Linked DNA regions of Homo sapiens: regions 1, 2, 3, 5 and 6 are each linked to region 4. Evidence: chromatin contacts called from ENCODE Hi-C or POLR2A ChIA-PET data. All regions are on one chromosome and are shown on one strand. Each heading gives the region's core, a stretch centred on a gene start or an enhancer-like site at or near the end of the contact. The rest is flanking DNA. Distances are from core to core; before and after follow the strand shown.

Evidence for each region. Hi-C counts contacts between places; a loop is a spot of excess contacts on that map. ChIA-PET counts read pairs that join two places held with the same protein, here RNA polymerase II (POLR2A). Pooled maps may share reads with other maps.
Region 1: a pooled map shows a loop between it and region 4 (5-fold over the local background). The contact joins the enhancer-like site here to the promoter of ADAM8 in region 4. A Hi-C loop is called at or near these places in 3 of 37 single-sample maps with no recorded cell type and 1 of 50 pooled maps. POLR2A ChIA-PET finds 5 or more read pairs at or near these places in 1 of 52 experiments (WTC11).
Region 2: a pooled map shows a loop between it and region 4 (7-fold over the local background). The contact joins the promoter of STK32C here to the promoter of ADAM8 in region 4. A Hi-C loop is called at or near these places in 2 of 168 maps with a recorded cell type or tissue (CD4-positive, alpha-beta T cell and CD8-positive, alpha-beta T cell), 1 of 37 single-sample maps with no recorded cell type and 15 of 50 pooled maps.
Region 3: a loop to region 4 is called in a map with no recorded cell type, with 15 times the contacts of the local background. The contact joins the promoter of LRRC27 here to the promoter of ADAM8 in region 4. A Hi-C loop is called at or near these places in 1 of 168 maps with a recorded cell type or tissue (B cell), 14 of 37 single-sample maps with no recorded cell type and 13 of 50 pooled maps.
Region 5: a loop to region 4 is called in a pooled map, with 8 times the contacts of the local background. The contact joins the promoter of LINC02870 here to the promoter of ADAM8 in region 4. A Hi-C loop is called at or near these places in 1 of 37 single-sample maps with no recorded cell type and 9 of 50 pooled maps. POLR2A ChIA-PET finds 5 or more read pairs at or near these places in 1 of 52 experiments (RWPE1).
Region 6: a pooled map shows a loop between it and region 4 (8-fold over the local background). The contact joins the enhancer-like site here to the promoter of ADAM8 in region 4. A Hi-C loop is called at or near these places in 5 of 37 single-sample maps with no recorded cell type and 5 of 50 pooled maps.

Annotation. Positions count from the first base shown.
Region 1 is chr10:132,419,293-132,423,049 of GRCh38, reverse strand. No RefSeq gene overlaps it. Among named protein-coding and RNA genes, the nearest start is that of LINC03068, 24 kb to the left of the region's middle. RefSeq lists enhancers at 208-1,111, 2,922-3,757 and silencers at 1,569-1,628, 1,659-1,718, 1,749-1,798. Within about 2 kb of position 1,414, at least 33 of the 41 ENCODE cell types and tissues checked have a DNase peak (open chromatin) inside an H3K27ac peak, as active enhancers do.
Region 2 is chr10:132,306,311-132,309,742 of GRCh38, reverse strand. It overlaps STK32C (serine/threonine kinase 32C), which reads left to right and starts at 1,793. Exons shown (of 12, transcript NM_173575.4): 1 at 1,793-2,171. The coding sequence starts at 1,910. RefSeq lists enhancers at 1-522, 523-1,067 and a silencer at 1,320-1,969.
Region 3 is chr10:132,330,198-132,333,897 of GRCh38, reverse strand. It overlaps LRRC27 (leucine rich repeat containing 27), which reads right to left and starts at 1,705. Exons shown (of 11, transcript NM_030626.3): 1 at 1,642-1,705; 2 at 164-421. The coding sequence starts at 373. It also overlaps a transcript of STK32C not described here. RefSeq lists a silencer at 1,884-2,003 and an enhancer at 1,888-2,422.
Region 4 is chr10:133,275,419-133,279,089 of GRCh38, reverse strand. ADAM8 (ADAM metallopeptidase domain 8) reads left to right here and starts at 2,222. Exons shown (of 23, transcript NM_001109.5): 1 at 2,222-2,318; 2 at 3,503-3,606. The coding sequence starts at 2,273. It overlaps TUBGCP2 (tubulin gamma complex component 2), which reads left to right. Exons shown (of 18, transcript NM_006659.4): 18 at 1-455. RefSeq lists enhancers at 198-277, 768-817, 2,132-2,779 and a silencer at 1,973-2,532.
Region 5 is chr10:132,443,075-132,446,511 of GRCh38, reverse strand. It overlaps LINC02870 (long intergenic non-protein coding RNA 2870), which reads right to left and starts at 1,323. Exons shown (of 3, transcript NR_149317.1): 1 at 1,234-1,323; 2 at 733-816. It overlaps LINC03068 (long intergenic non-protein coding RNA 3068), which reads left to right and starts at 1,530. Exons shown (of 3, transcript NR_184030.1): 1 at 1,530-1,740. RefSeq lists silencers at 2,584-2,633, 2,734-2,783.
Region 6 is chr10:132,570,074-132,573,749 of GRCh38, reverse strand. The region is part of intron 1 of INPP5A (inositol polyphosphate-5-phosphatase A); the gene reads right to left. Among named protein-coding and RNA genes, the nearest start is that of INPP5A, 34 kb to the right of the region's middle. RefSeq lists enhancers at 336-1,104, 1,325-1,374, 1,385-1,534, 1,105-1,874, 2,035-2,174 and 2 more. Within about 2 kb of position 1,694, at least 20 of the 41 ENCODE cell types and tissues checked have a DNase peak (open chromatin) inside an H3K27ac peak, as active enhancers do.

The DNA.
Region 1 (3,757 bases), core at 165-2,664, 860 kb after region 4:
CCTGGGGAGGAGGGTGATGGCTAAAAGCTGTGGGGTTTCTTTCTGAGGTGAAGCGAATGTTCTAAAAGGGCCCGTGGGGATGTTGCCCATCTATAAACACGCTGAAAGCCATGGACGTGTCCACTGGAAGGGGAGGGATCATATGATATGTGAGCTACGTCTCAAAGAAAGCTGTTTTTTCAAAAAGACTTGTTTCCCGTCTCCCCCGAGGGCTTCCTGGACTCCTGTTGCTTGTCTCTGTCACGAATCCTCACCCCAAAATCATAGGATGAACACCCCAAAGAAATCATGAGAACTCTTCTCTTTGTAGCAAACCACCAAAGGAGAAATTCATGCTTGAAACTGTATCCAAACGGATCAGGGGCCCAAGGGCTGGATGATCTTCACCGCAGCTGGTCTCTGAAAACATGCCTTGTGACCTGCAGTGAGGAGTCCGCATCTGTCTGTGCCACCTGCTGAGACTGTCCTCTCTCGGGCTCCCATGGGGGCTGCGGGCTGGAGCGGGGCCAGGAGGGAGGGGGATGGACGGCTGGGAGGAGGACAGACACCCACACCTCGGTGACAGGTGACAGGCGTTGGCTTGGGCAGAGCCTCGGTGACCTGCCTAGGTTTTCTTCCCCAAAGCAGATCCCAGCTGCGTCTGCACCCAGCAGGCCCCAGAGCCTTCTCCTCCGTGGGGGGGTGGGGGTAAGTCCCCTCCTGCTGGGCTGCCAGGCCTCAGGCAGCCTCGACGCAGCTCTGCACCCAGCTCCCGGCTCCCACAGAGAGCCCTGCAGCTACAGCCGGGGCGGCAGCTTCCAGTGGGCTTCCTGGACCCCTGTCTCCCAGCCACGCCGACCGCAGCCACTATGTGGCTCCTTACAGTCCTCCCCCGGGACCCCTCAGCCCCCACTGGCCTCCGTCTCCCCATCCTGGTGCCCCTCTGCTCTCTGTGGGTCTCCATGGGTCACCCCACTGCCCCGTTCATCTCTCCGTCCTGGCGCCCTCTGCCCTCCGAGGGTCACCCCCGCCGCCCTCTCATCTCTCAGGTCTTGTCCCTGCCTGGCAGCGGGTTGAGCACTGGGCCCACTCCTGGGCCTCCCAGCTCCCTTGGGACCATCTCTCTCACCTCTCCAGCCCCTCCAGCTGTGGACACTGACCCCTGCCTGGCTATGGGGCTCTAGGGCAAGCCCCTCCGGCTCCAGGCCTTCAGCCCCCTCCCCCCAGCCACACCCAGGAAGGAAGGAAGCCCCCACTGCTCTGCCCCTTGGAGGGTCAGCGACGCCTGCCCGCACAGGGAAGCTCTCCTGCCTCCCTTCGTGGTTGGGGAACTGGCTGCCCTGGGTGAGGCCCTCAGGCCTCACCCGCCTCTCTCTGCGGAGAAAAGGCCCGTGGTAGCAGCAGGCGGGGCTGGGGCTAAAAATAACTCTGCTGGGGCAGAGGCTGGCTGGTGAGGCCGCCTCTGTAGGGTGGGGGCGGGAAGGGAGACCGGCCCTGGGACAGCCTCAGCTGGAGCCCAGGGGCGGTGGCCCCAAAGGCCAAGCAGGAGGCCCACTGACCTGACCTCCCCCCGCAGAGAAGCTGGGCAGGGAGCAGGAAGTCCATCTGGGGTCAGGGCGGTGGGGCCCCCCCAGCTGCAGCCCCCTACTTCCAGCCGGGTATTGATCGGCTTGAAGCTCCTTGGGGCACAAAGGAGCTTAACCCTCCTGAGCAGATGACGGCCACGCTCAGGCCAGGGGCAGGGCCCCATCTGCGTCGGCCTCTCCGGAGTGCACCCTTCCCATGGCTGGGGGTGGGGCTGGGGCCGGGGCCGCAGGGTGCAGGGAGCCCAGCGGGAGAGCCCAGCCCTGCCGCGGCTCCTCCCTCAGTGTCCACGGGGAGATGCCCCTGGCCACAGGCAGCCGTTGGCACCTCAGACCTGGGGCAGGAAGGGGAGGGAGCCCCCGGCCACAGGAAGCCACGGAAGGGTGAGCTGGGCACAGAGTTCCAGGGTGACACAAGGCCAGGTCTGCAGAGCAAACATCTGTTAATGCCCAGAAAACTCACCCGGGAAGAAATACGCAAAAGGCCCACAGGGTGTGAGACTGCGGGAGATTCTAATTTTCTTTTTTTTTTTTGCTTTTCTTTATTTTGCTAATTTTTTCCCCCCACCAACAGGGGTTATTTTATAATCAAAGAAACAGAAAACCCTCGCAGAAAAGGGAAGTGCTGGCTGGGGTCCTGGCCACGGTGCCGTCCAGGCAGGATTTGGAAGGGTCCTGGGCTTTGGAGTCCAGGAACCAGCTGTGGCCCCCCGGGTCTCAGCCTCCCCAGCTGTAATGCAAAGTATGCACCCCCAGTGAGGACTCCTCACCTGCTCTTGCCCCTCCCCAGCCATCCCACCACCACCCAGCAGGGCCTAGGCTGCGGGGCTTGCACTGTGAGAAGCCCAGGCAAGGAGGTGACGCAGAGGCCCTGGCCCAGCCCACACAGCCAGGCCACAGAGCTGGAGCCCAGGGCGACCTAGTCTCTGTCCCCAGAAGGCAGACCAGGACTCCAGCCCCAGGAGCCCCACACAGGCCTTGACTCCCTCTCCTGGACCACGCCAGGGTCCCCCTAGATGGCGGGCAGGGGGTTGTGGGCAGGGCCTCCGGGAGATGGGACCAGCAGAAATGGAGCCACCTGGGGGAGGATCTGCAGCAAGAGGAGGAAGATGAAGAACAAGAGGAAGAGGAAGAAGAGAAAGAAGGCTGGAGAGCAGCACCCCAGGCCACGCCACCCACTGCGTCCAGCCCAGCTCTTCCACGCCAGGCCACGACAACCCCTGCGTCTACCCCAGCGCCCATGCCAGCCCCTGCTTCCAGCTCTGTCTGGGGTGGGTTGGAAGTGTGACCCTCAGAGGTAGGGATTGGGGCTCAGGCTGGGACCAGAGAGTGACAGAAAACAGACCGTGCTCCCTGCACCTGCCACCCCGTGTCCTCCCACACGGCCTGGTCCATGTCGAACACGGTAACAGCTGGCCTCAGCAGAGGAGGGACAGCAGCAGCCCTGGTGGAGACGGGATGCTGGTGACCCTGCGGGGCTGGTGGTGCCAGCAGTGCCTTCCCTGCTCCCGGAGGAGTTGCCCTGGGCCCCCAGCACAGCGGCTACTGGGGTCACAAACGTACCCCAACCCCGAAAGCTCCTTGGAAGGCTAAAGGGCCAGAGCCCTCTCCACGACAAACCCTGGGAAGACAGCCAGGGTTGGCTCTGTTCTGAGCGAGGAAGTCTTGCCAGGTGGGGTGCTTGGGAGGCTGGACCCAGAGCAGGGGAGACCCAGAGCAAGAGAGGCCCAGGACCAGCTCCGGGCAGCCCCGCTGAGGCCCCAAGCCCCCTGCCGCACAACCCACTTTGCACCCAGGACCTCGTACTGACTAGGGTTGGCTCCCCAAGGGCCCCTCCCCCAGGAGACCCCTCCTCCAGGCCCCTCCCCCAGGAGACCCCTCCTCCAGGCCCCCCCCCAGGAGACCCCTCCTCCAGGCCCCTCCCCCAGGAGACCCCTCCTCCAGGCCCCTCCCCCAGGAGACCCCTCCTCCAGGCCCCTCCCCCAGGAGACCCCTCCTCCAGGCCCCCCACCAGGAGACCCCTCCTCCAGACTTCCTCCCCCAGGTGCCTCCTCCCCCAAGGCTCCCCGCCAGGTGCTCCTCCCTCAGGTGTTCCGCTCCCAGGTGTCCCCCTGACCCCCTCTAATAGAGGGACGAAACCCTGGTCCCAGAACAGGGCTTTCCCAGCAGGAATTCTTCCCTCAGTTTAGCCTTCC
Region 2 (3,432 bases), core at 544-3,043, 970 kb after region 4:
GGTTCCAGGCACTGCCCTGCCTTGGTACCTCCCCTTCCAAACGCTCCTTCACCACTCCTGCTGGGATGGGCACCGAGGGCTTCCTCTGAGGCAGGTGCTGAACCCACTGCCTTCTGCGTGCCTGCTGGAGAATGGCAACTTTGAGGGAGAGCAGGGAACAGAGCTTCGCAGCTGCAAGGGCTGAAAACTCGGCTCTGTGCACTGGAAGTTAGAGACCGATGCGTTTGTGCTAGCCAGGCAGGGAGAGCTGCGGTGGCTGGTTGGTCAGGTAACCTAGGTTATGCTGCCATAAAAATACCCTCTAAATCTCAGTAGTGAAATGCATGCCATGTGTCCTAAGCGGGTGCATGTCCAGGTGGGTGCATGTCCTAGGCGGGTGCATGTCCAGGCGGGTGCATGTCCAGGCGGGTGCATGTCCTAGGTAGATGGGCATGGTTCCATTCCTTATAGTCCCCAAGGGATGGGGGCTCCTGTTGGCCCAGAAGCCACACAGACTTCCCGTGCTCACATTTCATGCATCAGGCGGTTAGGGCGGGCGGCCACACTGAATGTCAAAGGCCGTGGGGAGGCAGGGCTCACAGTGGCTGAATGACAGGGTAGACAGTTGTGTGCGGTGGGAGGGACGGGAGCGGGAGACACTGGCCTTGGAGCCATGTTGGGGATCCGCTCATCGTCCGGGCGGGCAGCAGGAAATCCCATCTAGGATTTCACCGAGGAGGAAGAGACCCCGTCTTTGTGTCCTGGTTACAGGGCAGAACTTAAGGAGGTAAAGGCTTCCTAAAGTCAAACAGCCCGGTAGCAAAAACTGATTCTTCAGTGACAAGCGCCAGGGGCAGGCGGCGAGGCTCCATGCAGAGCCGCGCCTTCTCCAGGGCACTCCAAGGCGCCCAGCACTTTCCGCGCAAGGTCGCGCCTGGCCCTGCGCAGGGGCAGAGGTGCCCGGAGGTCAAGCCGCGCCCCAGGCCTCCGAAATACGCCGAGTGCCGAGGCCCCTGTCGCATCTGGACAAGGGGACCCTGGGCGACTCGGGCACGCGGTCTCAGGCCGGACGGGGGTCGCGAGGATGGCACGGGGGTGCCCGAGAGCGCGGGCGCACGTGCTCAGGGCTTAGCGCCCACCCCAGGCGCCCGCGTGTGCGCGCGCGCAGCCAGGCCCGCCCTGCCCCACCCCACCCTCTGGCGCAGCGCTTGGACTCAGCCTGCCGCCTCCTGACCGTGAGCCGGGCTCTGCCCGGCAGATTCCCGCCGCCCGCATCCCGGGCCTGCAGCCCGGCCTCACCCTGCGCAAAGCAGAAGGCTGGAGTTTAGGGCTCCCCGCACTGGGCGGCGGAAGCCCGCGCGCCGGCTGTTTTCACGAAGAAGGCAGGGGAGGGAGGCCCCCGGAGACCGCGAGAAGGTCCCGCCGCCGTGCCGGGCACAGCAGTCCCCGTGCCAGGGACGCCGACCTCCGGGGCCCCAGGATACCCGTGGGGACGCTCCCTGCCTCCCTCGCTCTCGTACCCGCCGTCTAGTCTGAGCCGTGGTCCCCGTGTCCCGGCGAACCACAGCCCCCATCCCTAGACTGGTGGCGGCCACCCACTCCCTAGCGACACTCCAGGCACTAGCCCCGCCCCTGCCCCGCCCCCGGCTCGGCCCCGCCCCTACCCTTCCCGAAGCTCCGCACCTGCCACGCCCCGGCGCTCAGCTCCGCCTCGACCCCTTCCAGGAGCTCCGCCCCGCCCCCGCCCCTTCCAGAAGCCCCGCCCCTGCCCCGCCCCCAGCGCTCGCAATCTACGGGGCGGGTTCCACCGCCCAGAAGAGCGCACGGCGGGCGCTGCCGGCCCCGAGCGCTCCCGCTACCACTGCCGCTCCCGGCCCTGCCGGCCGGCCATGCCCCGAGTTCCGGCTGCCGCGCGCACCCAGACCCGGCGATGAGGAGTGGCGCCGAGCGCAGGGGCAGCAGCGCCGCGGCGTCCCCGGGCTCGCCGCCCCCCGGCCGCGCGCGCCCCGCCGGCTCCGACGCGCCCTCGGCCCTGCCGCCGCCCGCTGCTGGCCAGCCCCGGGCCCGGGACTCGGGCGATGTCCGCTCGCAGCCGCGCCCCCTGTTTCAGTGGAGCAAGTGGAAGAAGAGGATGGGCTCGTCCATGTCGGCGGCCACCGCGCGGAGGCCGGTGTTTGACGACAAGGAGGACGGTGAGTGCGGGCACGGGGACGACGTGGGGGCCGCGCGCTATTGCAGGGGCGGGCGCGGCTGGGCGGCTTTTTCCCGCAGGGGTTCCCCCGGTGTCCGGGACGGCTTCCCGGGGCGCCCCGGCTTCCGGAGAAGCTCGCGCCGGGTGGCTGCGGCCCCACGCGAGTTCTGGGCGCCCGCCCGCGTCCTCCGTTTCTAGTGGCGGCGCCGCAGGAGGAGCAGGCTGGGCCCGGGCCCTCGGGGCGAGGGTCCCCCGCGGCTGTGGCGTCTCCGGGCTTGCGCGCGCCTCCGCCCACCGCCCGTGGCAGCCCTGCTTTCCGCTTTCCGTGATCCGCTCGGGCCCACGTGCGGGCTCGTTTGTACTTTGCAGTTAGAGAGGCGCTCACCTGTGCCGCCCGAGTGCGAGTGAGGCTCCTGCCCCACAGGTGGCGGGGCCCGGCCGCTCAGAGGCTCAGTCTCCTTGGTGACCGCGCGGTGTCCATCCTCTGCTCACCCATGTGCGCTGGAGGCAGGGCCAGGCCGTTGTGCAAAGACCTGCCCTGCCAGGAACGAGTGCGCTGCTGAGTCCTGTAGATAAAGCCGCCAACCCCGGGGACTGGTGTCTCCTGAGTGACCGTGCAGCCGTGGGCGCCATAGAAAGCAGAGAAGGCAGGTGAGGTGACATGGGACAGGCCTGCAGGGACACCTCCCGGGGTGCCAGGGGGCCCCGGGGACCCCCGAATTATCACCTGCAGGGAGATGTGGTGCCGCGTCTGCCTGTGGGCACTGTAATACAGTCACATGCAGACATACAGCTCTTTTCTACAGGTAACATGCAAATCATTTAAAATCGTACATTGATGACACATTTCATGTTTTTTGACATTTTCTTAAAATACTTGAAATGTGCATTTTTCATTTATAGATAGCGTGCAGAGGTATGATGGATCCTTCAAAATTTTAGAGCCCAGCGCTCAGGAGCCAGGCTATTTACTTGCGATAAATAATTTAAGCATTATGGGAAATTACAGTAATACGACCTCAGGCCGGCGTTGGTGAGTGTGGGGCCGTGCACCGCCGTTCCTCCGGGAGACGGCACCGGGGATTCATGGTGTGCTGCCTAGAAGGAGGGCTGAAGGCCCAGCCACACCAGGCCCCACACGCTCCAGGGTGGCCCGTCACTGTGTCCTGAACTTCGGGACAGCAGAACTCACGATGGTGAATGTTTGAGAAATGTTTTTGTTTTTAACATAAATATTCAAAGTAAAGAAAGCCCAGAGTGAA
Region 3 (3,700 bases), core at 456-2,955, 940 kb after region 4:
TGTGATTGGCGTATGAAACTATGAGTTAACCTTTCCTCTATTTAATTTTAGAATTCATCAATTCCAAAGAGAAAGAAGCCTACAAATAAAGCCCAGGGGTACATTCCCATTTCTGTCTATAGGGGACCTGTGGGCACACAGCCTGAGGAGCAGCCCCACTTACTTGAAGGCTGGGGATTCTAAAGACCTCCTCCAAACGGCACAGACCACTTTCACTCAAGTCTAAAATCGGTGAGGAGGAAAAGATGATGCCTCCAACACCCTTGTGAACATCTTTGGAGGGGGTGGCAGGCAAGCTCCTAGTCTGACCAGCACCCTCCTCCAGATCAGCAGCAGCCACAGAGGGAACTTCGTAGGAGCTGCTTCCCTCCATCCGTTCTCTTCCAGGGACAGCAGCTCATCCTCCTTGGTCTGGAGTCACCTGGAGACACGGGAAAGGGAAACGTAGAAGCAACTAATTATACCGAGGCAAAACAGAATAGCTGTGTGGCAGATCTACTGTAATGTAACTTGCTTTAAAAGCTATCATTTTTCCTAAGCAGTAGCAAAAATTTGACTTTTAAACATGTAAAAAAAAAAAAAAGGAATACAAAGAGGTTCAGATTAAAATTCTCTGCTCTCACTTTGTACAATGGAGTTCCAAGATTTAACTCCTGGAAAACGCAAAGGCGCACAATAGTAATGATCATTTTAGGGATGTAAACAGATCGGAACATTTCAAAGCCTGTAAATCAACTGCAACGCTTCCATGAAATGACTAGGGGCGGGTGGAAATTTGCACTGTTTCTTACCTCTGGTGTGGTTCTGTGCCATTTGAACTATGTTTTTAGTTTCTTGAGGCCAGGAAGCCTGTCTTTTGTTTACCATTTTGACCCAGTGACCAGAACTAAGTCTGGCTTACACCCAGTTAAGCACCGGGGAAAAACCTGTTAAATTAATCTCGAATTTTCGTTGTCCAGCAACACTTTTACTCAGAAGTATTGTTCACCAAAATCTCATTCAGCGAGGCACACTTCCACTTGCAATTTCCAAACAATTTATTCGGCAATAAGAATCAACGTTGGAATGCATCAGTTCACCTAATTCAAGTCACTCAACAGCCCAATGATTGGCATATGAGGCGCAGATCAGTTAGGGAACTGTTCCAGGGGCGCAGTTAATTGGGGGGTAGAGGCGACACCGGGACCCAGCAGGGTTCAACCCCAGGCAGCCTGCATTCCATGGAAGCCCGCGGGCTTTTTCACGGTCAGTTCACTTGTTTTCTCCGAATCACGGAACTTAAAACAGAGGAGGGGAGGCTTCAAACCTCAGAACAGGGAAAGTATCTTAAAACCAGAAGTGAAACAACAGCCTGGACTCACACAGGGCCCAGGCAGCGCAGGCTCCGTGGGGTTTCCGAGGCTGCCTTCAAGGGATCCCCACGCACGCCCACCCCCGCTCCCTGCCTCGATTTCCCCATCCGGGCGAGGCTGAGTTGGGTCCGACGCTCTGGGCCTCACATTCCAGGCCTCAGAAGGGCAGCCTTTGCGGTCAGCATCGCGGCTGGAGCTAGGCGACAGGGCACGACGGGCCGAGGCACCACCTTCCTGCCGCCGCCCGCCTCGAGGGCTCAGCGAGCTGGCCGTACCCGCCCCGTCTCACCTGCCGCGTCCCCGCCCACTGAAGCGCTGGCGAGCCCCGCCGCTGAGAGCAGCAGCCCGACAATGGAGGCCACCCAGCCAACGCGGTCGCCATGGAGACGCCGGTACGGAATCCCGCAGGCGCCACGCTGAGCGCGAGTGTGTCTGTGATGCGCCTGCGCGAGGGGTGTGGTGCGCCTGCGCGCGGGGGTGTGCGTGTTGTGGGGGTTTGTGCCTGCGTGCGGGGGCGGGGTGTGGGTGCCCCTGCGCGGCAGGGGGTCGGGTGTGGTGCGCCTGCCCGGGAGGGGGCGGGGTGTGGTGCGCCTGCGCTGGGGCGGGGGGTTGCGCTTGCGGTGGGGGGGTTGTGGTGCGCCTGCGCGGGGGTGGCAGGGGGTGGTGCGCCTGCGCACGCACGCGGCCAACGGTAGCATCCGTTTTTCCGCGCCCGCGGCCTTGAAGGGGTGGTGGTCGACGGGCAAGTAGAGACCGCGAGGGTCTGGAGGGGCGACCGGCCTGGCACAGAGGGGAAGGAAGAGAGCGGGATGCTAAGTGCCGTCTGGGGAGCCGGAGGGCCCGGGGCGGGCGGGGCTGCTCGAGGACAGCCGAGCAGAAAAGAATTGCTGCTGAGGCACCACCTTTGGAGCGGTCCTCGCTGCCTGTCCTTCCCGCTGGGCTCACTCCCCGCGTCTCTCCTGGGGCTTCCTGGAGCCACTTCCCACAGGAGCTGCTTGTCCCCAAATCTTGCCTCAGGACTTGCTGCCAGGGGAACGCAGACTCAGAGCGTCCTCTTTGGAGAAGTAAGGCTGCCTCTGGACGGAGGAGTGAGGGGGGCGAGGAAACGCAGTGAGTGTCCTGAGGAAGGGTTTTGAGAATTTGGAAGAAGATGAAATGACACCGGGCGGGAGGGGAGGTGCTCGCGTGGTCCTGTGGAACCCTGGAGTCCCGTGCACCTTCATTCCAGGATCCAACTGATAATGAAAAGTAGCACCCTCTGTCCCACCCAGAAACACTCTGGAAACCCGGACAGTTTAGCTGGAGTCTGCCATGATTTCACTTTTTTTTTTTTTTTTTTTTTTTTGAGGTGGAGTCTTGCTTTGTCTCCCAGGCTGGAGTGCAGTAGCGCGATCTCGGCCCACTGCGACCTCCGCCTCCCAGGTTCAAGCAATTCTCCTGCCTCAGCCTCCCCAGTAGCTGGGACTACAGGCGCGCGCCACCACGTCCAGCTAATTTTTGTATTTTTAGTAGAGACGGGGTTTCATCATGTTGGCCAGGCTGGTCTCGATCTCCTGACCTCATGATCCGCCCCCCTCGGCCTCCCAAAGTGCTGGGATTACAGGCATGAGCCACCGTGCCCGGCCTGATTCCACTTTTTAAAGGAAACGACATAATTATGTGGAGAAACGACTATCCACTTTGAGGGGATTTACGTTTTATTTTTGTGAAGAGATCACAGTAAGAAATGTTTTTTAGGCCGGACACGATGGCTCACGCCTGTAACCCTAGCACTTTGGGAGGCCAGGGTGGGAAGATCGCTTGAGGCCAGGAGTTGGAGACCAGCCTGGGCAACCCAGTCTCTACAAAAATTAAAAAAAAAAAAAAAAAAAAATGCTGGGTGTGGTGGCACACACCTGTAGTTCCAGCTGTGTGGGAGGGTGAGGCAAGAGGATCGCTTGAACCTAGGATTTTGAGGCTGCAGTGAGTTATGATTGTGCCACTTAATGTCAGCTTCGGTGACAGCGAGACCCTGTCTCAAAAAAAAAGTTTTCGTACATACCCAACTATCTACCAATCAGGAAGCTGAAAGCACAACCAGTACCTTCTCAGGAGCGTGGGGAGGCCAGCCACCCGGGCAGAGCAAGGAGAGAATGAGGAGTGACATGGGTGTTGCCGTGAGTGGCGAAGGGGATGGAAGATTTCAGCACGATGCTATTTCTAACAAGTTTCAGCATTCCAGTATCTCTTTTCACAAATAAAACATTTACTAACCATTTGAGCGTATTCCCTCTTGCTTGTTATTGTTGCCTCAGGTTTTTGTTTCACATTTTTCATGCTACATTAATTTTTGTAGTCAGTAGTTAATT
Region 4 (3,671 bases), core at 973-3,472:
GAACTTACTCAGCAGACTGACACCCAATCCCCCTCGGGCGATCATCTGCCCTGTCTTCCCACCTCCAGGGCTACAGTGGGCAGCACCGCCATCCCCAGTGTGACAGGGCCCTGGGAGCCTCAGGGCTGCCCGGCCAGGTTGGTCTGCTCTGGTTACATTCTGGCCAAGCTGCCCCTTCCTGCTGACCTGCATGTGTATTGTTGTCACCTTCAGCTCTCAGCACCTCGGCCCCCTTGGGCAGTGAGGAAGGGCCCTGGAGGCGAGGTTGGGAGAAAGGATAGCTAGAACAGGATCCTGCGGGGAACAAGGGTTGTGGGCAGCTCTCACCCGGGGCTGCCTCACTGAGAGCACCGCCGAGTGGGGGTGGGGGTGTCCAACTCTCCAGCCACAAACCGCTTCCTCCTTGTCTGCAGGCTGTGCAGGTCTGGCCTGTGAGTAAACACATTTATCAGCAACCCAAGCTGTCAGTCTCAGTGTTGTGCAAATGCCGGACTGGTGAGCAGAGGAGCCTGCTAGCTTTCCTGCCTGGCCCCGAGGCCCAGAAACCCCTGATCTTGTGTCCTGGGGTCTGGGAAGCCCTGGGCCTTGAGAAGTGGGGTTTGCAGGTGGTGATAGGAGGAGGGGAGGGAAGCCTCCAGGGCTGTGGGGTTCAGGCTCCCAGACCCCCCGGCACCTGCTGAAGAGGAGAGCTGTGTTCTGTGGGATTGGGTGGAACTTCCTCAGCGCGGGAGGAGCCTGTTCTGGCCCAAGCTGGTCCTGTCTTTTTAGGAATAAATCCCTGGTAGCTCAGCGTCGGCAGGGGCCTTGCTGTGCCTCTGATGTGGCCAGCGTGCCGCCTTTGCACTTTGCTGTTGAGTAACTTGCACCATGAGGTCAAGGAAGGGAAGTGTGATTGCCAGCTGGCCATTGTTCTATAATAACAGGGTCACCTGCATGAGCTCAGGCACAGGCCAGTATCCCCAGCCCTACCTGGGAGCCTCTCGGCAGCCTGGGGGACCTCGTCCTGTGCCACACAGGCAAGCGGACACACCCCCAGGCAGCAGAAGTCACCTGCGGCCCAGTGCCAGCCCTTGCTTTCTTGCTTTTCATGCCATTCACATTAGGGTAAGAATGGCTTTGAGACAAAATGTGACAGCATCACTCACGCCAGCTTAGATCCTCCGGGTTCCCTGTCCTCCCAGGATAACGTCCGAGGCCCCGGCCTCTTCTTGCCACTGCCCCTTGACCTCTGTCCTCTGCCCCTAGGCCCGTGCAGTTCCCTGACTCGCCCTGCCCTGGTGCCCTCTCTCCAGGCAGGACTCCCTCCAGCCCCTTGCTGGCCCTGCCCTGCCTCTCCCCAGGGAGGCCCTGAGGCCCCCCCCCCCCATGTGATCTGTCAGCAGCGCCCTGTGTGGTCATCTGAGCTGCCTTTCCTGCCACCACCACTGTTCCCACTCCAGGAGGGCGGCCTGGCTGTGAAAGCCCCAGGGAGGGGTCCTGGGTGGACCGTCTGGGGAGCTGTGGTGTCAGCCCAAACCTGCACCCTCGAGGCTGAGCCCACCACGGGGAATGTGGTCACCAAGGGCAAGCACGCTTGGCCGCAGGCCTGGAGACGCCGGAGCCAGGCCACGGTGGGCTGCTGCAGGCTTTGGTCCACGTCGGCCAGCGTCAGCTGCTGTCTGGGGATCTTAGGCTAGGGACGGCCCCTGCACCTGCCATCACCTGGGCTGGGACCCCCACCTAGGGCTCCCCCTCCCCACTTGGACGCCTGCGGGCCCATGCCTATCCCACTCCGGTGAGGCCTCAGCCTGGTGGAGGGGGCGCAGGCTTGGGGGGGAGGGTGGCAGAGCTTCCCACAGGGCTGAACCTATGCCCACAAAGCCATGACTTGCCCCTGCCTGAGGCTTTCTGTTCCCCAGGAAATCAGAGACCCCCTCTCCTGAAACCGCCAGGCGGCCCTCACAAGTCCCTTCCCCTCCAGGACCTGCCTGGCGCCACCTCCTTCCAGCCGCCGGGTCCTTCGAGAGGCCCCCTCTCGGGGCTCTGGCCGGACTTGGGACAGGCTGTGCCTGAGTTTCCTCACCTGTGCAAGGGAGGATGCTGGATTGTGGGGAGAGGGGAAACGGACCCCGCCCCCAGGTGCCGCGCGCCCCGCCCCTCCCACCGGCCGAGGGGCCCATTGGCTGCGGGGCGCCGGGGCGGGGCGCGCGGAAAAGAGCCTCGGGCCAGGAGCGCAGGAACCAGACCGTGTCCCGCGGGGCTGTCACCTCCGCCTCTGCTCCCCGACCCGGCCATGCGCGGCCTCGGGCTCTGGCTGCTGGGCGCGATGATGCTGCCTGGTGAGTGGTTCCAGGGAACCGTCCCGGGCGCAGCGCGGGGCAGGGTGGCTCTCCCCGCAGGACGCGACGCGGACCCCGAGCCCCTGGCCTGCTCGCACCCCGCACCCTGGCCCGGCTTCGGGCTGGTCCCTGGGAGCGGGCCATCAGGTGCACAGTGGTCTCTGGGTGGAGAGCCCCGGGCCGGGGAGGCCGGGGAGGTCGGAGGGAACCTTCAAAGGTGAACTGTGAGAGGGAAGTCCCGCCTCTGAGCTTGTTAGTGGGGTCGGGGCCGGGCCAAGCAGGACGCTTCACCTGCTGCGCGAGGCGCCCTGGGTTCCTGGGATTCACCTGTGGGGCTACCCACCCCCACTATTTAGCCGAGGAGGGAAGGGAGGGCAGACAAGCTGAGGCCTGGAGTGCAGGGGTGTGGGCTGAGGGGACCCGTCTCCTGCCTGGGGGAGGACATGGGGCTGCTGACCCTGGATCCCACCCCTGCTCCTGGAGTGACTTGGGCTGGGGTGTGCTGAGGAGCTTCAGGCTGGAGGCCGGGTTGCTTCCCGCCAGTTTCCTGGGCAGATAGGGGCTGGCTGCTCCCCTGCTGCCTCTCCAGGTTGGAGATGTGGTCATGGAGACACGTCCACTATTGTGTTTTAATGGGAGCAAAGGGTCCTGGGGTTGGTGGTCTCCGAAACCCTGCCCATTGCATGCTGGGACCCTGCCCTCTGCTCTCGGATACCAGGGAGTTTCCAGTTCTTGGGAGGTGAACAGCCTCCGGGAGGCACTTCCTGCTCCCCAGTTAGATGCGATCAGATGATCAGAAGAATGGAGGAGGAGAATGGAAACGGGCAGGTCGGCGGCCCGAGTCCTCCTCCCTGGGGGGAAGGTTCATCCTTGCCCTCGGGCCCCTCCAGAGATCTGAGACAGCCTGGAGACCTGTGGAGTCACTGGCACCCGCTGGCACCCACAGCGTCTCTGAGCACTGTGTGTGGGTGCTGCAGGACACAGGCCCACCGGCCATGCCTGGGGGCGCTCCTGGGGTCTTTTAGGCACAGAACCCTCACTTGAGTCTTTGTCCCAGAGCTATCTGGTGAGTTCCCCAGGGGAGGGTCAAGCCCAGCAAGAGACAGAATCTGAGGGCCCAGGAGGCCTCTGGGAAGGAAACCTGCCCCCCGGCCCCTCATGCCTGCTGACCCTCCCTCCTGCAGCGATTGCCCCCAGCCGGCCCTGGGCCCTCATGGAGCAGTATGAGGTCGTGTTGCCGTGGCGTCTGCCAGGCCCCCGAGTCCGCCGAGCTCTGCCCTCCCACTTGGTGAGTCTAAGCTGGCCTGGGGAGGGTCCCTGGCTGGCCCCTGAGCCTATTTTTGTGAAAGGAGC
Region 5 (3,437 bases), core at 74-2,573, 830 kb after region 4:
CAAGAAGCTGCTGGAACCTCCCCACACGCCTCTGCAGGTCAAGGGTACCCAGGGCCCACCCTGAGGCCCCTATGCCCTCGCCCTGGCCCCACCACGGGGCTCCTCTGCCCAGACGTCCCAGGTCCAGAGTGGAGGCTCAGCCTTGGGCCTCAGTCCGCTCCCGGCCCGGATGTGAGGGTGGGTCGCAGCTGCACGGCCTCGCTGCCCACCAGGCCTGCGGAAGGGAGGACACGCCCTCCCACAGACCCTGTGATGGCGGCTGCCATGGAAGGTGTCTAGGCCCTTTTGGGCATCCCCTGCCCCCGTCTAGGTCCCCAGGTACTTGCAGAAAAGAAGGGGTGAGCACAGCCTTCTGTAAGGGGGCGCCCGAGTCCTGGCCAAGGTGGCCGCCCACCCTGGGGCTCCACAGTCCAGGCAGCCACCTCTTCAGTCTCTCCCCTTAATGTGGGGCAGAGTGGATAGAGGGACTCCCTCCTCTGACCAGCCAGGCAGGCAGGGAAACCCGGGCACGGGAGCCCAGGGCTGGTGGCCATGCCCTGAGGGAACTGGCTGCACTTGCAGCCCAGGCCACAGGCCCCAGGACACCCCAGACCTCTTGGCAGGACCCCAGGGTTAAAAGGCAGTTTGTGGCGCCACTTCTCCCCTGATGATGGACACCTTGAAGGGGCTCTGGGCACCAGCGGAACAAACGTCATAGGGAAACTCAGCAGCTGACCTACCACCAGGACCCACCTGTCCTCTGCCCTCCCAGAATCCTGGTCATGCGTCCAGCAAGCTCCCAGGGAGGACACGCCAGGCACTGGGCCCATGGACACGCTGTAGAGAAACGCCGCAATCGTTAGGGGCATGTGACTAAGACGCCTCCTTCCCATAGGCACCCACGGGGTGCGGCTCTTTCCAAAACGCCACATTAAAACAGCTGCAGGAGGACCGAAGGGGCCTCGTGCCCATCCCCTGCTGCTACTCCCCAGCCCGCCCTCAGCCTCCTGCCGCTGGAGCTCTGCCCACCTGCACACCCCACTCTTCTTCATCCCCAGCCCCATAAGCGAGACTACCTTGAGGCCAGTAGGTGCTTCCTGAGAGTTTAGGAATAACAGGGGAACTACAGCAAATAGCAACAATTTTAAAAGCAAACAAGGCATCAGCCCTTGCCATCCTCAAGCCGTGACCACCCCTGCCCAGGACGGAGCTCCAGCGGCTGCACACTTCCCCCAGGGCTCGCCCTGCAGCTACCTCTCAGCTCCTGGGAGGAAACTCCACATTTCAGCTGCTTTATACCCAGAGAAGCCTCCTGCCTCCCTTCCCAGTCCTGGCAGATCCTGGGCCTCTCCTGCCTGCCTGGCCTCTTGGAAATAACTGGCTGAGCCTCTCTGTGTGTCTGGCACAGCATGGGGCCCAGAGGCCAGAGCCACCGGAGGTACCCTGCAGAGAGGGTAGGGTTGCAAAATCCTCCCCCCCACCCCCACAACTGCAGAACACACCCTGGGCCCAGCTGGGCTCTAGAGGTGCCCAGGAGAGGGAACTGAATTATTTCAGGAATTGGAGATGCCCCTGTGGCTGAGGAGGAGCTGGGGCTGGGGCCGGGGCCAGGGCCGGGGCTCTGACCTGCCACTCTGCCCCACATTAAGGGCAGAGACCGAAGAGGTGGCTGCCTGGACCTTGGAGCCCCAGGGTGGGCGGCCACCTTGGCCAGGACTCGGGCGCCCCCTTACAGAAGGCTGTGCTCACCCCTTCTTTTCTGCAAGTACCTGGGGACCTAGACGGGGGCAGGGGGCCTGGGGGTCTGGGCCTGGGGGCCAGACCCTCCATCATTTCCTAGGCTGGTGCTCAGAAATGGAGGAATCTCAGGACAGGTCCCTGTGGTCTACGGGGTGGCAGGCCTGAGGCTGGCCCTCTCTGCAGAGGACACCTTGGGGGCTGCTGATCAGCCTTGAGGCCAGAGATGGCTCTCACCTGCTTCCCCGTCACAGGACCAGCACTGTCAGCCTCACCTGGAGGCTTTCTGCAGGGCTGGTTCTCTTGTCCCATCAGTGTCTGTGTGGGGTCACCCTGTTCCCCTAGGAGGGTGGGTCTGCAGGGGGGAAGCCAGAGTGGCCCTTGGAGACCTCAGGACCCCAGAGGGAATGAGCAGGGAGCCTTGAGGGTCTGGAGGAGGAATTCAGAGAGGCAGGAAGCCGGGGAGCCCTGAGGAGAGGCGAGAGGGAGTGAGCGAGCGGGGGAGGGAGTGAGGGGGGAGGGAGCCCTGAGGAAGGGGAGGGGAGTGAGCGGGGAGGGAGTGAGGAGGGAGGGAGCCCTGAGGAGAGGGGAGGAGAGTGAGTGGGAGTGAGGGGGGGAGCCCTGAGGAGAGGGGAGGAGGAGTGGGGGGGTGGGGAGCCCTGAGGAAGGGGAGGGGAGTGAGCAGGGAGGGAGTGAGGCGGGGAGCCCTGAGGAAGGGGAGAGGGAGTGAGTGGGGAGGGAGTGAGGGGAGGGAGCCCTGAGGAAGGGGAGTGGGGGGAGGGGAAGGGTGAGGCAGGAAGCCAGGGAGCCCTGAGGAGAGGGGAGAGGAGTGAGGGGGAGGGGAAGGTGTGAGGGGAGTGGGGGTTGAGAGGAGAGGGAAGGAAGGGAAGGGGGAGGGGAGGGCGATGGGGGAGCCCCCACAGACACCCCAGCTGCTGGCTGGGCGCTGGGCACCCCCCAACCGTTGGGCCTTGCTCCCACTAGGGGCAGTCGTGTCCCAGCCCCACAGTCAGGTCTGAGTCAGGGACCCGTGGCGCCCGCCCTCCCTCAGCTGAGCTCACCAACAGCTGAGAAATATTCATTTAAAAAAGCCCCCATTAAAGAGCTAACTCATTGCTGACACTGCAACTTTTTATTTTATTTTATTTTATTTATTTATTTATTTTGGAGACGGAGTCTCGCTCTGTCGCCCAGGCTGGAGTGCAGTGGCGTGATCTCGGCTCACTGCAAGCTCCGCCTCCCGGGTTCACGCCATTCTCCTGCCTCAGCCTCCCGAGTAGCTGGGACTACAGGCGCCCGCCACCACGCCTGGCTAATTTTTTGTATTTTTAGTAGAGATGGGGTTTCACCGTGTTAGCCAGGATGGTCTCAGTCTCTTGACCTCGTGATCCACCTGCCTTGGCCTCCCAAGGTGCTGGGATTACAGGCGTGAGCCACCGCACCTGGCCTTATTTTATTTTATTTGAGACAGAGTCTCACTCTGTTGCCCAGGCTGGAGTGCAGTGGCACGATCTCAGCTCACTGCAACCTCCGTCTCCTGGGCTCAAGGAATTCTCCTACCTCAGCCTCCCAAGTAGCTGGGACTAAAGGCGTCCCCCACCATGTCCAGCTAATTTTTGTGTTTTTAGTAGAGATAGGGTTTCACCATATTGGCCAGTCTGGTCTTGAACTCCTGACCTCAGGTAATCTGCCCACCTCGGCCTCCCAAAGTGCTGGGATTA
Region 6 (3,676 bases), core at 445-2,944, 700 kb after region 4:
ACCTCACACGGCACGCACACCCCAACATCTCAACAAAACCTCACACGGCACGTACACCCCAACATCTCAACAAAACCTCACACGGCACGCACACCCCAACATCTCAACAAAACCTCACACGGCACGCACACCCCAACATCTCAACAAAACCTCACACGGCACACACACCCCAACATCTCAACAAAACCTCCCACAGCACACACAACCCAACATCAACAAAACCTCACACAGCACACACACCCCAACATCTCAACAAAACCTCACACGGCACGTACACCCCAACATCTCAACAAAACCTCACACGGCACGTACACCCCAACATCTCAACAAAACCTCACACGGCACGCACACCCCAACATCTCAACAAAACCTCACACGGCACACACACCTCAACATCAACAAAACCTCACACAGCACACACACCCCAACATCTCAACAAAACCTCACACAGCACACACACCCCAACATCAACAAAACCTCACACAGCACACACACCTCAACATCAACAAAACCTCACACAGCACACACACCCCAACATCTCAATAAAACCTCACACGGCACGTACACCCCAACATCGCAACAAAACCTCACACGGCACACACACCCCAACATCTCAACAAAACCTCACACGGCACACACACCTCAACATCAACAAAACCTCACACAGCACACACACCCCAACATCTCAACAAAACCTCACACGGCACGTACACCCCAACATCGCAACAAAACCTCACACGGCACGCACACCCCAACATCTCAACAAAACCTCACACGGCACGTACACCCCAACATCTCAACAAAACCTCAGTATCTACAAAAAGTAGCTGTGTATGAAATAAACCGAGCTGATGTTTCTTTAAACAAGTTCTTTCAATGGGATTCCAGAGGCCCAGGTCTTGCATTTCAGCAATCAGCAGAGCAAGGGAAACACTCCAAGGCACGCTGCAGACAGACGCCCAGCAGAGGCAGGGCCAGAAGCAACACCAGGTTAAGTGGCACAAACTTTCCCTCAGCAACAGTGTCCTCTGAATCCTGTCCTGTTATAAACGCTACCGAGTAAAGCCAGAACAAGCACACTAGCCCATTACCAGGACTAGAGCATGAGAACCAGCAGTACCAAAAACACTTCCCAAGGGCTAGACACATGAAAAAGAGCAAACGGCACATCCCCACCAAGAGCCCTGGGTCACGCTGCTTCACAGGGAAAGCAGCCCTGGGCAGCCTCAGCATCCCTCCCAGGGAAAGCAGCCCCGGGCGGGCGTGCTCAGCATCCCCCTCCCCCAGGACAGCACCAGCACAGCCCTACGAAAGGCCCCACCCCCAGAAACCACGACTCCTCCCAGGCAAGCTGTGCAGCTCAGGCACCTCCCTGCAAAACAGAAGCTCAGGGAAGGCCTCTGGTCCAGGTGAGGGGCCCCACACCAGGGGCATCTTGCCACCAGGGGCATCTTGCCACCAGGGGCATCTTGCCAGCTGAGAAACTCCGACATTCTTCTGAAGGCCCCCCCATGGGCCACAGGCGTTTTCCTCTGAGTATCACAATGGTCCCTCCGGCCAGCCTCTCGGCACACCTGGGCCAATACCCTGTGGGTTTCCGGCCAGGCTCTTGGATGAGTCACCTTTTCCTAGACTATCTGCGGTGCCAGACATGAGCTGTCAAATCCCCAGTGTGTAAGTCCCAAGAGGGCTCTGCAGGCTCGTCCTGTGCTGCATGCTACTCAGCAGGCCTGAGTCTCTTCTAGTCAGGAGGGACCACAGGAAACAGTGAGACAGAGGGGCACAGCAGTGGGGGACAGAGGTGGTGGTCAGGGTGCGGCCCACTCTGCCTCTAGCCCAGTCGGTCGTTAACAAGCTCAGATGCCAGAGCCAGCCCCAGCTCAGTTCACACCCTGCCCCCTCCACCTGCTACCGCAGGGCCTCACACTGGCTGCTCACTCGCTAGCCCCTGTCTTTCCATCTGTGCAATGGAGCAACACAGCACAGGCATCAGGGCTGTGGAGATGATAGGTCTCCCTTCAGACACTCGAGGTCCTTACAGCACGCACGTCAGGGCTGCGGGGATGACAGGTCTGCCTGCAGACACTCCGGGTCCTTACGGCACAAACGTCAGGGCTGACATACCTAGAGACACACCACATCCTTACAGCACTATCTGGCACATAAAGGACATAAATATCAGCTGCACTTTTTTTAAATTTAGCTAAGCTCCTTAATAGCTCTGTGTAGTCCAAAGTTGGTGGTTTTGATTATCAGTGGTCCTGAGTGACCCAGAACCACACACAGCGGCAGGAGCTGGGCCTCTGTGTTCACCCAAAGGGAACTGAAAGAAGCCCTTCCCCGCAGCTGGGGAGGACAAGGCCCAGACAGGCCCATGTGGCAGAGCCCGGCGTGCCAGCAGAGAGGGTAGGCAGGTCCCAGCAGTGTGATGAGGGATGGGTGTGTCCTTGCGCCAATGGCCCTCCTCCTCTGCTCGGCAGGAGCCTCTGGCCTCGCTGCTTTGCTAGGCGATCTCTCCTTTTCTCCCTCTTGCTGTTCACCTCATTCAGCAAAAGGCACCTGCCTCATGCTGCATTCCCAGGTAGCTGCTGTCAGGGCCAGGGAAGGTGTCCAAAGGGCCCAGGGCGGAGCCCACGGTGAGGAGGGCCCAGCAGGTGGGCGTGCACTGTGCCCAGCTGGACCTGGCCAGGCAGCAGGAGGGGTTTGGAGAATGTTCCAACGCCCCGAACCCACGGGAGTAGGCTGTGGTGGGGAGGGAGTGCCTCGTTTTCATCCCTCAGCCCCCACCCACCAGGAGAGCCAGGCAGGCTGCTGCCGTGTGATGCGCCGCTGTGCCGATGAGAGGCGACCTGAGAGCAGCAGCGGCCGGAAGGACGGCCCTCTATCCACATCGCAGCACGAAGCTCACTGGCACAGAACACCCCCACCTCCTGCTGTCCTGGCAGCCCAGAAACACCCAGCACCAGCCAGTCACCCAGAAGTGTCACCACCGTATGGGTGTCCCCAGCCACCACTTCCAAATGGCTCAGTTGGTCCCTTGGTTTTATTGTTGGTGCACTGGAATTCTTACAAAAAAAAAAAAGTGTTTTGGTACTTAGAAACACAAGAGCTGAAAACGAAATATTCAAAGCAAACACCCACAATGAAGATTCAGTGGCCAAGTTGCCCAGTTCTCCCATGAGTCTGTGTGTGGTCAGCACCAGCAGCAGCACCAGGCCAGCGGGGGTTCAAGGACCCAGTGACAGCTAGAGAAGCCTTGCCACCCCTTTCTCCCCTCCCCAGACAGGATCGCAGAGGGACTCCACATACCTCGTCGGAAGGAAAACCCTCCAGCTCCACCCGAACTCCTCCCGCTTCCCAGGGCCAGAGATGAAACTGATGGATACGAAGGTGCCCACGGGGCATCCACAGAAGGGCTACAGTTAACAGTGAGCCCAAATGGTCATCTGGTTCTATGAGAGCTCACAGCTCAAGGCAAACGTGCAGTCACCAACAAGAAAATATCAGCAGAGCGCAGGCTCACACCTGTAATCCCAGCACTTTGGGAGGCTGAGGCGAGTGGATCACCTGAGGTCAGGAGTTTGAGACCAGCCTGGCCAATAAGGCGAAACCCCGTCTCTACTAAAAATTCAATTAAAAAAAACAGTGGGGGCCCAGCGCGGTGGCTCACGCCTGT